Linked DNA regions of Homo sapiens: all the other regions are linked to region 3. Evidence: read pairs that join two places in POLR2A ChIA-PET (ENCODE). Cell type or tissue: A673. All regions are shown on one strand.

Region 1 (4,000 bases), 110 kb after region 3:
TTGTTGATGTTTGGATTTTATCTTCCTTGACTGGTCTGAAGTATTTTGTGAATCCTTTGCCTCTTTTTTTCTAGCTATTTGTACTATTAGTTTATAGGCTCTCTGTATATTAAAAATATTGAAACAAATTTAAAACACGAACAATAGAGTTGGAAAATATTTATAGTGCAGATGATAGTAAAAGCATTAGCAGCAATGGGTAATTAGAAAAAAACAAATGCTGGCGGGGCCTGGTGGCCCATGCCTGTAATTCCAGCACTTTGGGAGGCTGAGGAGGGCGGATCACAAGGTCAGGAGATCGAGACAATCCTGGCTAACAGGGTGAAACCCCAGCTCTACTAAAAATACAAAAAATTAGCCAAGTGTGCTGGCGCGTGCCTGTAGTCCCAGCTACTTGGGAGGCTGACGCAGGAGAATCGCTTGAACCCGGGAGGTGAAGGTTGCAGTAAGCCAAGATCACGTCACTGCACTACCGCATGGGCGTCAGAGCAAGACTCCATCTCAAAAAAAAAAAAAAAAAAACGAAAAGAAATAATAAATTTGGTTGAAAATTTTAATATAATCAAATATGTCTATTTTATACTGTATGACTTCTGGGTGGGCTGTTTTGTTTTAGAAGGTCTACCTTTCCCCACGTTTTGCTAAATCTAAGACTGTACAAATATTTTCCAAGACTCTCTCCAATAATTCAATGTTTTTTATAACAAACTTTAATTTAGATTTTTAAAATTATTGTTTAAAGTGAGACTTGAACTTTCTTTCTTCCAATGAATTTGCAAAAAATATCATCACTTGATACTTTAAAAGATTTTATGTTTGGATATTATATTTTCTAAGAGAGATATCTGTTAAAACTGAACAAAAGCCAGCTACAGAAATTGGGGACTGGGCTTTCTTTCATCCAGTATATCTTTATTTCTGTAGTTCCTAAATTTAGGAATCTTTTACTTCACTCTTAGGGCCTAGATTTATTTCATTTTTTTCTTTTTTTCTTTTTGCAATTTTGACTTATATATGGGAAATGATTAGGAGCTCAAAACCTGAAGCCAGATAAGCCAAATTCCATGTATGTGTGGTATTTAGCATGTGACCAGGAATTTATACAACTTTTGTAATTTTAGTTTCCTCATCTTTACAATGACATCAATGAAATAAATCTATAACATGGTAATCCCATGTAAGGATTAAATATAATAATGCATTTAAAGAGAATAAATGCTTAAAAAATAATAAGCTTTCAACAAATGCAGCTATTATTGTTATAATCTATTAAAAGATATTTTCTTATTATCTGAGATGGGCCTGTATGCCTGATTTAGAACTTAAAAGAAATATCAGATTATTAAAGGATATATATAATGAACTAAAAGACTATTGTATTCTAATATTAAAAATGCAGCCCAATGTGTTCTTTTAATTTACTCCAAAGATAACATCATTGATTATTTATGATTTATTATTTATTATACTTTAGTTCTTTTAATTTACTCCAAAGATAACATCATACTTTAGTTCTGAAAGTTGTATCTGACTATTTTAACTTGATATGCTGAATGTTAAAATATAATTATTTAGCTCATATATTTTTGGAAGAAATTTTTGAAATATTTAACTTATAAAGCAGAAAACAATTAATCCCTGCCCCCTCAAGTCTTGCATCAAAAAAAGAATATAGTACACAGATTGGTTCCAACATATATCCTAGACTTTTTGTTGTCATTTACTGGTGAAGTAAAAATAGAATCTGGTTACTTCTGTTTTAATTAAGATTCTTTTAGCTCTAAATAAAAATAAAATTCAAACTGGCTTGAAGAAAAGGGGAATTTTTGACTTTCCTAACTGATGAGTACATGGGTACAGCAAGCTAATGTACTGCTGGATTTCGGGCCAAAATTATCTGTGTCTTTCCATCTTTTGGTGCCATGTAACACTGAGATAGCTTGCTTTCTCCGTTCCTTCCTTCCTTCCTTCCTTCCTTCCTTCCTTCCTTCCTCCCTCCCTTCCTTCCTCCCTTCCTTCCTTCCCTTTTTTTAAGACAGGGTTTCACTCTGTCACCTAGGCTGGAGGGCACTGGCTTAATCATGACTCATTGTAGCCTCTACCTCCTGGGCTCAAGCGATCTTCCCACCTCAGCCTCCCAAGTAGCTGGGACCATAGGTGCATGACACCAAACCCAACTAATTTTTTTTTTAGTATTTGTAGAGACACGGGTATTCCTGTGTTGCCCAGGCTGGTCTCCAACTTCTGGGCTCAAGTGATCTTCCCATCTCAGCCTCCCAAAATGCTGAGATTACAGGCATGAGCTGCTGTACCTGGCTAAGTTTCTTTTTATAAGTACTTTTCCAGGGTGTTGATCACAATAACCACCAATTGCTCCAGGTTTACATTTGCCAGTTTAGGTGCCAATACAAAAACAAAACAAAACAAAACAAAAAAACCCCACATTTCTTTCCCAAGAATTACAAAGGCTCAGAGCTGACTGTACTGACTTTAATTGAGCCAGCTTGCATTAGGTAATATTTCTTAATCTGTTACTGTTATTCTAATAGGCCAGGCCCAAGTCTTCACTCTATTGCTGAAGTCTTCAGGTAGATTCCACTCCACCAGATACACATGGCCGGAGAGTACAGGGAAATAGTTTTCCAAGGAAATCTAAGATGCCATTACTAATCGTTCCATATCTTTATCAATAGGCAGTGGAGTTACTCCTTTTGATTTTAGCTTATTTACTGAGTATGAAATGGTACCTTATTGTGGTTTTAATTTACAGATTCCTATGACTAAAGATGTTAAGTGCCAGATAAGGTTGAGGACATGCTATCCCAAAATATAGCACCTTAATACATTGTATGTCTAAACTTTCATGTGTTTATAGAGCATTAGTTCATCTCTATGGTAAAGTGTGCAAATCTTCGACTTCTTTTACAAAATGGGATGGTCATCCTTTTACTGTTGATTTGTAGGTGTTCTTTATGTGCAAGTTCTTTGTCATATGTTACAAGAATTTTTCCTTAGTCTGTGGCTTGCCAATTCATTTTTATAATGGTGTGCTTTGCAGAGCAGACATTTTAGTTTTTTGTGGAATTTAATTAATTCATTTCAAATTATTTGTTTCATGCTGATTGTGTCCTGCTCAAGAAATTTTTGCCAAATCTGAGTTTCAAAGATAATCTCCTGTTTTCTTCTAGAAGATGTATGGTTCTGGGTTGAATGTTTAGGTATATTATCCATATCAAAATAATTTTTATGTTTAATATGAAAGAGTAGATGAGCGGAGTCTTTTCTGGTGTTTTTTGTTTTGTTTTGTTTTTTGTTTTTGCTTTGCTTTACTTTCCCCATAGAGATTTCCAGCTGTAATAAAGTAACATATCCTAAAAAGGGTTTTCTTTGTTCATTGACCTCTCCATTCTGCTCAAATAATTGAATGTTTATTTGCCTGGCACTACCCTATCCTATAGCTTTATGGTAAGTCTTGACTCTGGATATCTGGTACTATAAGAACTCTCCTTTTTCAAAATTGTTTTAGCTACTGTAGATCTTTTATGATTCTATAACATTTTTACAATGAACTTGTCTATTTCTTTAAAATGTTTTTAATGACACAGTTTTAACAGGAATTTTGTTGAATCTATAAGTCAATTTAGAGAGAATATGAATCACAACAATCCATGAACTAGTAGAGCTTTCCACATATTTAGGTCTGTTCAAGTTTTTCTCAGTTCAGTCTTACAGATATTTTTGGGTAGAGATATCTTACATTTTATGTAAAATATAAGGTCAGGGGTTCTCAACCTTGGCATATTGACAGGTTGAATCAAATAATAGACATTTGTAATAAAAATTCTTTGTAAGATATAAATAAATTTTCTTAATTTTGTTAAAGGTATCTATAAAAATGACAGCAAACATTACACATAGTGATGAATTGTTAAAATAGTCTCATTAAGGGAGAAAAAAATCTGACAAGGATGCCTATTGAGAAAGAAAAGAAGCAATTCTG
Region 2 (4,000 bases), 160 kb after region 3:
CTTTACAGCATTTGAATTTCTTAGCTAGAAATGAATACTTTTGGGAACATGAAAAAGATTAATATTAACAGGAAAAAATTAAGAGATTCTTTGGTTGCAATATACATGCTAAGTTTCCAAGGAGCATACAATTTGTATTCAAATTCTATGAAAGAGTAGTGAAGTACATGGTACTTTCTATTCAAGTAAAATTCTCATATTTAAAAAATAAGCATGTCTACTATTTTAGGCCAATTTTATAAAATATTATGAAGCTTCTTTATGTAGAAAGAAAAGGTTTATTTTAGTGTGTAAGGATAGAATGCCAAAATTGTGTTTACTAGAAATATTGCTGGGCTTTGGAATTTTAAAAATAGTTATTAGGGAATATAGGTAGTAGTAGGTGAATTGGTTAAATTTATGATATCCTTGAATAAGACTGAAGTCCTGTACCATCCTATGTAGTTTGTTATATAGAACCAAAGTGTGGTAACCTGAGGAAACATGAAAGTACGACAGCAAATGATATCACGTGTGGCCTTCCGAGAAAGAACAGCAACATGTAGCCTAACAGTGAATGTGCAGCAATCCGAATAGTTTGCGGTTGAAAAAGCAAGAAACAACTGTCTACCACAATAAGCAAATATTAGTTTTGTAAATGTCCCCAAATAGGAAAGCCCTGTTGATTGCATCTTGTTCTTCTCAGTCATACACACAGTTATTGCTTTGATCATCGTCAGTGGCATCATTTTATAATGAAACAGACATGCTGAGGGTTTGCAAAAGGGATTTGCATCTTAGTGATTTGCATTAAGTAAAACACGCTGCTTGCTTAAACAGCCACATTTATGCCTTTTCACACATTACCCAGTTATTATTCAAGTAAAATACCATATACTGAATAACCGCAGTTCTCTACCAAAATCCTCATTTATCTAAACCTTGAGCTATTATTCATGAACTGTTCTATCATTCTTTTTCCCCCCTGATTTAAATCATTTTTCTAGGAGGAAATGAACAATAACGGGTAGATATACAAAATTTGCCTCAAAGCTATTATAATTTATAAATATAAGAAAACACTATCATTTGATGATTCGATATTATTTGGTCTGCAGAGTATCTGGCAAAGCTTGAAAACCTTAGCTACATTTTCTCTATGATTCTAGGTTTTGTATGTTTCTATGCTAAGGTATAAAACATGACTGCTTAAATTTAAGGGCAGCAGGACAAACCAACTGTTCACACATTTCTTTCTCAAAACCTTCTTGTCCTTCACAGTGGCAGAAGTATTCTGACTCACTAATGGTGGGTGAAACTACCCTAGTGCAGTGACTAGAAATGAATTGGTTTAAGTTTCATCCCATTGGAGGCATGTTCAAAAATGTATAAAAAGTGATACATACAGATGGTTAATTTTTTAAAAAAAGATTCTAACAGCACAAGAGGATAAAAGATGAAGTAAAATGTTCTCCCCTAAGGCTGTTCCAAGTCTTACTATCCAACTGGGAGTCTTCCCAAAAACCTTTCCAGGCATATACAGATATCTCTCTATGAATGATAAGGGATTTCTTACTATTGGTTCAAGTCTTTTAAAATCTGTATCAATTTCCTGTTTTTGGTTGTAAGAAATTACCACAAGTATAGTGGCTTAGAGAATAAACAAATGCATTACCATAAAGTTCTTGAAGTCAGAGGTCTAAAATGAGTTGGCAGAGCTTTATGGGAGAAACAATTTCTTTATCTTTTTCAGCTTCTAGAGGCTGACTGCATTCCTTGCGAGTAGCCCCATATCCCTCTGACCTCTTTCAGAAGAGTCACATGTCCTCTGACTCTGATCTCCTGCCTTCCTCTTTTAAAGACCGTAGCGATTACTTTGGGACTACCCGGATAATGTAGAATAATCACTTTATCTCAAGATCCTTAATATGATCTGCAAAGTTCCCTTTGCCAAGCAAGGTAATTTGTTCACAGGTTTCAGGAATTATAACACAGACATCTTTGGAGGGCCCTTATTCTTCCCACCACGGTATCCCTCAGTAAAGCTTTTATTTTCATTCAGATCCTATACTTTTCTTATTTTGTTTATTCCTAATTATGTTATCTATCTTTGCCATTGTTGTTATTGCTGACTATTGTTCATACCTAGAGTTTCATCTAAAATGGGTTCTTTGGAAACTTGGAAAACATTATTTTTCTCTAGTGACAGGGCTTTCTAAAGATCCTCAATTAAATGCAGGAAATGAGCTGTCCACACCGAGAACTCCTAAATCCAAAGAACTATTTCCTGGAAATATCTGTCCTTTTATCATCATTTGGACTTGTCAGCATCAATTGATGGTTTCCTCCTGCTTGAGAAGCTTTTTTTCACTTGTTCTCAAAAGGCCTTTCTCTCTTGATTCTCTCTGCTTCCCTTGTTGCTCCTTCTCGGTATCCCTTGTCATTCTACCACATCCTATCTACATTTGTGTGTACAGTATTTGTATTGTTAATCTTCTCTGGGTGTATTTATTCTCTGAGTAATCTCCAGTCTCAAGCCTTTAAATACCACCTCTGTTCAGAAAACTTCTAAATTTATGTATCCAGCTCCAAACTCTTCCCTTAATCCCAAATTTGACAATTCAGTCTCTCTCTCTTTCTTTTTTTTTAACAATCTCTTCATAAATATCTAATTGGCATTTTAAACTCACATGTCCAAAGCAGAATTTTTGAACTTCTTTACCACCACCCCTACTAAATAATCCTCTTCCCTCCCTAGTCTTCTCCAGATCAATATGACAACCTCTTTCACCCTCCTGATTAGGAAATAAACACACACTCGCGTGTGCATACACACAAGACATATTTGCCTCTTCTTTTCTCACATCCCCTTCCAATTCAACATCAAATGTTGATAGTTCTACCTTTAAAAATATTCAAGGCCTCACCATGTTTTAACCACCTCTAATCACTAACATGCTAGTGCAAGAGACCATTATCAATCACTTGGATTATTGAAATATATTCCTTTTTGTGTTCACTCACTTATGTCACTCAGAGTGGCTCTTTCAAAAAGTTTAATAGATCATATCACTTCTCTGTTGAAAACTCTCTGGCTTCTAATTTATTCAGACTAAAAATTCTCCACATTTCGATATTTTGGTAGATTTGGTAGATTGAGAGGATGGACATTTTCTGCTTAGATGGCTACAGGGAATGTGGTGTTTTTGAAGAGGGAAGTTTTCTACTTAATCTAGATAGTAAAGGTAGTATCCTGTGAAGAGGTTTAACATGTAAATGAATGATCTGTTAGGCAGAGTGGAAATGACCGATGGGTCAGAGAAGAAATTGGGAACTTGTGCTTGGATTGTGACCTACGATATCAAGAACATGAAATCTGGTGGAAGTGACATTTCTGAGAATCCAAATTTAACACTGGTTTCAGTTTAGACTAAGGCTTCATAGATTCAGATTTAGGCTAAAAGATTTAAGGCAGGGTTGTTGGTATACTAAGGGGAAGCCCTGGGGACCAGCATATTAATGGCAGTAGGAAAAATAGAGAACCCCAGATAGAAGTAAAAACCAAGGAGACAGAATTGGTAACAATGAATACAGCAACCCCTTTCTATCTGCTGATTCTCCAATCAATGCCAACTGATGGAAGTTCTTAGATTCATTTTATTTAAAGGGGTCACTTCACTTCTAAAATGAACTATTCTTATTCATTTATTTATCCTTTGAATTCCTGTCACCTCCATGGTCCTTCCAAATCCCTTTCTCCATATCAATTTTTTATTAAAGTTTTTTTATTTTAGTAACAATTTGTTAATGAAACTTCATTTCTTCAATAAACAGGGGTTAAACAAGACAGTAAGACTTCTTCCGCTTTGGTGTTTTTTAAGGCAGCTACATAACCTCAGTACTTTGTAAGGCCACAATGTTCTGTCTCATGTGTAAGAATGTATTTTGGTCATTTCATAAGCTTTTAAGTCATTAGTACATTAGGACAGTTCAATTTCTCATGACTCATATTCACAAAAAG
Region 3 (4,000 bases):
GACAGAATACACCACACAGCTGCACGGTTCATTCCTCAGTGATGGATTCAACGAGGCCTGAGTGTGTCTATAGGGAACTTGATGCCCCAAATGATCCTGTCAAACAGCTAATACTGAAAACCACTTCTAGTTAGAAAAGACTCCCATTACCCAGCAGTTCAGAATGCAAAAGGAGACTCAAACTGAGTGGTAGCAAAATGAAGCCATTGATTTCAGGGTCTTAGATATGCCTCTTTGTGGAACTGTTTATTACCGTTTTTCAGTAAGACTGCCAATTACTTGCAGTGGTATCTTTACCCAAACCTGGGTCTCAGTTAACTACTTCCCCCGATTCTAAACCGCTGCGTGCACACACTGTCTCAAGATGGTAGCTGTTAATTTGCTGTCTATATTTGGGTTGGTGATCTCCCAGGTCCATCTGGACACATGGCCCATTCCTCACTGTTTCCACTTGCAGTTCCTTTGGATTGCAGATCCTAATCTTTGGTGCAGTACAAGACCTTCTTGTACTGTTATCAGGAGAGACAGAGGAGCTGCACTTAATCAGAAAATAGTGTCCCCTCACATTGGGCCATGTACAAAAGATGTCAAATGATTATCACTGGTGGACCTAACGTGGAAGAGAACTAGGGGAGAAAATGTTTTTTTAAGGAAATGATAGACTCACAGAGCATTTATGGCTATTATATCTGAGGTTTTGACTCTTAGTAAGAAAGCCTTCATGTACATGCTTATCTGTAAAGGGACTTATATTAGTCCCTTTTTGCACTGCTCATAAAGACATACCTGAGACTGGGTAATTTATGAAGAAAAAGAGGTTTAATGGACTCATAGTTCCACATGACTGGGGAGGTCTCACAATCATGGCAGACAGTGAAAGGCATGTCTTACACGGCAGCAGGCAAGAGAGAGACCTCATGATCTAAAACCATCAGATCTCGTGAGACTTATTCACTACCACAAGAACAGTATGGGGGAAGCCATCCTGATGATTCAATTATCTCCTACCAGGTCCTTCTCATAACATTTGGGAATTATGGGAGCTACAATTCAACATGAGATTTAGGTGGGGACACAGCCACTATATTACTGTAATTCTGAGAGAACAAGTTTGCACTTGTGTACACTTCCTGATTTGTGTCCAACAGTGAGTGCCTTAACTAGTGAACTTTACCAGCTGCCTACCACCTACCTGGCTTTGTTGTTTCCTCCCTATCATCAGTTTTGTAGCAAATTTCACTAAAGGTCTGCAGAGGTCAAATTTTTCTGCTGGTCTTTTAAAATACATTTTTAAGAGGGAAATTATTTACCATAGGCATACCTCTGAACTTAAAGATTTATTAAGGTTCAAGAGTTACTCCTCATAATTAAGAGTCTGTTGTTTAGTTCTCTCCCAGAGTATTTGAAATTGTTACTAGTATAATTAGATTTTAATAGGCTTTTATGTTACCTAAACACTAATTTGAAAAGTAAAACAAAAAATGAAAGTTTGCTTTAGTGATTAATGAGCTAACTCTGAATCATTTCAGTTCAAATAAATGAATTATGTAATTTTTTTCAGTCGACCTGAAATATTTAAATCACAGCCAGAAAACAAAACTCATTTGTTGATTACCCTTTCCTGGACTACTAATTAGTTCATGACAGGGAGTGACAAGTACTACTTCTGATATAAACTCCACGGAGGTCACCGTGCAACTCTGCTAAGTGTCATCCTTTAGGCAGGTGGTTCTCTAACTGTAGCTTGCATCGGAATCACCTGAGGGCTTGTTAAAGCACATTACAGGGTCCCCATCGCCAGAGTTTCTGATTCCGTGAGTTTGGTGTGGGGCTCAAAATACTGGGTTTCTAACAAGTTTCCTGATTGCTGCTGCATCTGCTACTGGGGAACACTGAGAACCACTGCTTCATATGAATGGGTCCTCTAGAAATTTCTCCAGCATAGCAAGTCCAAGGATTTGTAAAAGGTTTACTTATTATCCTCCAGCACAACATATCTTACTAAGGCATGTAAATAATGTGATAACCTTTACACTTGCTGTTTCAGGTATTATTTTCGCTCGTCTGCAGCAAAATCCAATATGACAGGCAGAGCCAGTAAACAATTAAAATGTGGCTTTGCATTTATGCAAAATGACAGGAAGAACCTGCACACCTGGCCGGCTGGGAGCTCCTGGGTCTGGCGGTACCAAAAAAAAAAAAAAAAAGGGCTACCGTACTAGCTACTGTTTGGGCCTGGCGCCACCTGGTGGTAATTTTTTGGTCTATCATTCTATAGATTGAAAACTCTAGGTCACGTGACTGTTACGGAAGCTGGAAACCATAGGTGAACTGTCAAGAAAAAAGACGAAATGGATTTAATGGATTTGGCAAAGTAGTCCCTACCTCCTGCTTTTTTCTTTTCTTTTCTTTTCTTTTTTTTTTTTTTTTTTTGAGACGGAGTCTCGCTCTGTCGCCGAGGCTGGAGTGCAGTGGCGCGATCTCGGCCCACTGCAATCTCTGCCTCCCGGGTTGAAGCGATTCTCTTGCCTCAGCCTTCCGAGTAGCTGGGACTACAGTCGCCCGCCGCCACGCCTGGATAATTTTTGTATTCTAGTAGAGACGGGGTTTCACCGTGTTGCCCAGGTTGGTGGCGAACTCCTGCGCTCAGGCAATCCGCCCGCCTTGGCCTCCCAAACTGCTGGGATTACAGGCGTGAGCCACTGCGCCCGGCCTGCATTTTTATGTTATACAAATAAACTGCCTTTATTCTTCACTGGTATAAAGATTTAAACAACACTTTTCTGTGGGCAGTACTTTTAAATTTATATTTTAGGACAGAATATAATGCAAGTAATTTGAATTAGAAAACCTGACCCTATCATGCAAAGTTTGATTTAACTTCATCAAATAGACAATTTCACAGAAACAATGTTTGCATCAAGTTATACTACAATTCAGAAAAAACATACAGTCATATTTTTCTAAGTGAATAATAGAGTTCTGTTGGATTTCTTTCTATTGTTTAGTGGCTTCTGCAAAAAAAAAAAAAAAATCAAAAGCAAGAACAGTAAAACAGGCACCAAAGGCCCAGGGACTGTAAAGTCCAAAGCGAGGTTCAAGACTACCTATGCAGGAAGTGCTAAGATTTTGTGAAACTACTTTTGCCTAATCTTAGCTCATCCCCCATCTTCAAGGTATAAAGGAGAACTTGAAGACTAAGGAAGGGCAGATCAGAGGGTCGGCAGTGTAGACATTGGTGAAAAGTATGGTGGTGTATGTGCTGTCGTGCGTTCCTTCTCCCTGACCTTTGGGAAACGGGAAAGGGAGCTGCCGTCTTACCATTTCCACCAGCTTCCTTGAGACCCCTTGGAGAGATAACGTCTTCTCAACACCGAGAGACTTGAGGATAAAATATTCGACTCAGGCCCAAGCAATAAGCAAAAGAAACTTTACTTCATCACTGACAAGGCAATAGTTTGTATTTTCTAGGGGGCATGTGGGAAAAACTAACATAGAGTCATCTCCAAAGCGGAGCTCAAGAATTTACAAAAAATTAGCCAGGCGTGGTGGTGGGCGCGTGTAGTGTGCCTGAGTGAGGCTGGCACTGCTGAGGCTGATCAGGGACCACACTTTGGGGACCTGAAGAGGATCTTCTCAGGAACAACCTTCTCTAGAGGTGTAACCATGGTAACAATATACTCCTGGTAACAGGGCCATAAGTCACACGTTATTTGGTAAAGCAGGACAGGGGAGCAGAAATGCTATGAAAAGTTTCACAGATTATCACTTGCCTATCACGAAATCTTTTGTGAACTGCCACTGAATTTCAGCATCATGAATATTAATTGAAGGCACTTTCATGACAGCTTTGTTAAAATAAGATTTCTATCCTTATCCTCTCCATTTCTCATTCTTAGTAAGGCTTGCAAAACATACTGAAATTTTGTAAACAAACCTGAAAAGACAATATGAAGGGAAAGGTTTATAAAATACATTGATTTCTGCCAGCGCCATTTAC

Evidence for each region. ChIA-PET counts read pairs that join two places held together with the same protein. Peaks named below come from ENCODE experiments on the same cell type or tissue, not always from the same donor. Only the 100,000 strongest peaks of a DNase experiment are listed, where the experiment ranks them.
Region 1: POLR2A ChIA-PET joins it to region 3 with 7 read pairs; 2 of 35 experiments call an interaction of 5 or more read pairs at or near these places.
Region 2: POLR2A ChIA-PET joins it to region 3 with 5 read pairs; 3 of 35 experiments call an interaction of 5 or more read pairs at or near these places.

Annotation. Positions count from the first base shown.
Region 1 is chr4:163,443,571-163,447,570 of GRCh38, reverse strand. No RefSeq gene overlaps it. Among named protein-coding and RNA genes, the nearest start is that of TKTL2, 28 kb to the left of the region's middle. In A673, no CTCF peak of the experiment used is centred here; a DNase peak (open chromatin) is centred at 1,980; H3K27ac peaks cover 1,016 bases.
Region 2 is chr4:163,390,262-163,394,261 of GRCh38, reverse strand. No RefSeq gene overlaps it. Among named protein-coding and RNA genes, the nearest start is that of NPY5R, 48 kb to the right of the region's middle. In A673, no CTCF peak of the experiment used is centred here; a DNase peak (open chromatin) is centred at 2,301; H3K27ac peaks cover 2,605 bases.
Region 3 is chr4:163,548,715-163,552,714 of GRCh38, reverse strand. All of the region lies in intron 8 of MARCHF1 (membrane associated ring-CH-type finger 1), which reads left to right. Among named protein-coding and RNA genes, the nearest start is that of TMA16, 56 kb to the right of the region's middle. RefSeq lists enhancers at 2,061-2,560, 2,561-3,062. In A673, a CTCF peak has its summit at 2,242 (motif pointing left); a DNase peak (open chromatin) is centred at 2,244; H3K4me3 peaks cover 206 bases.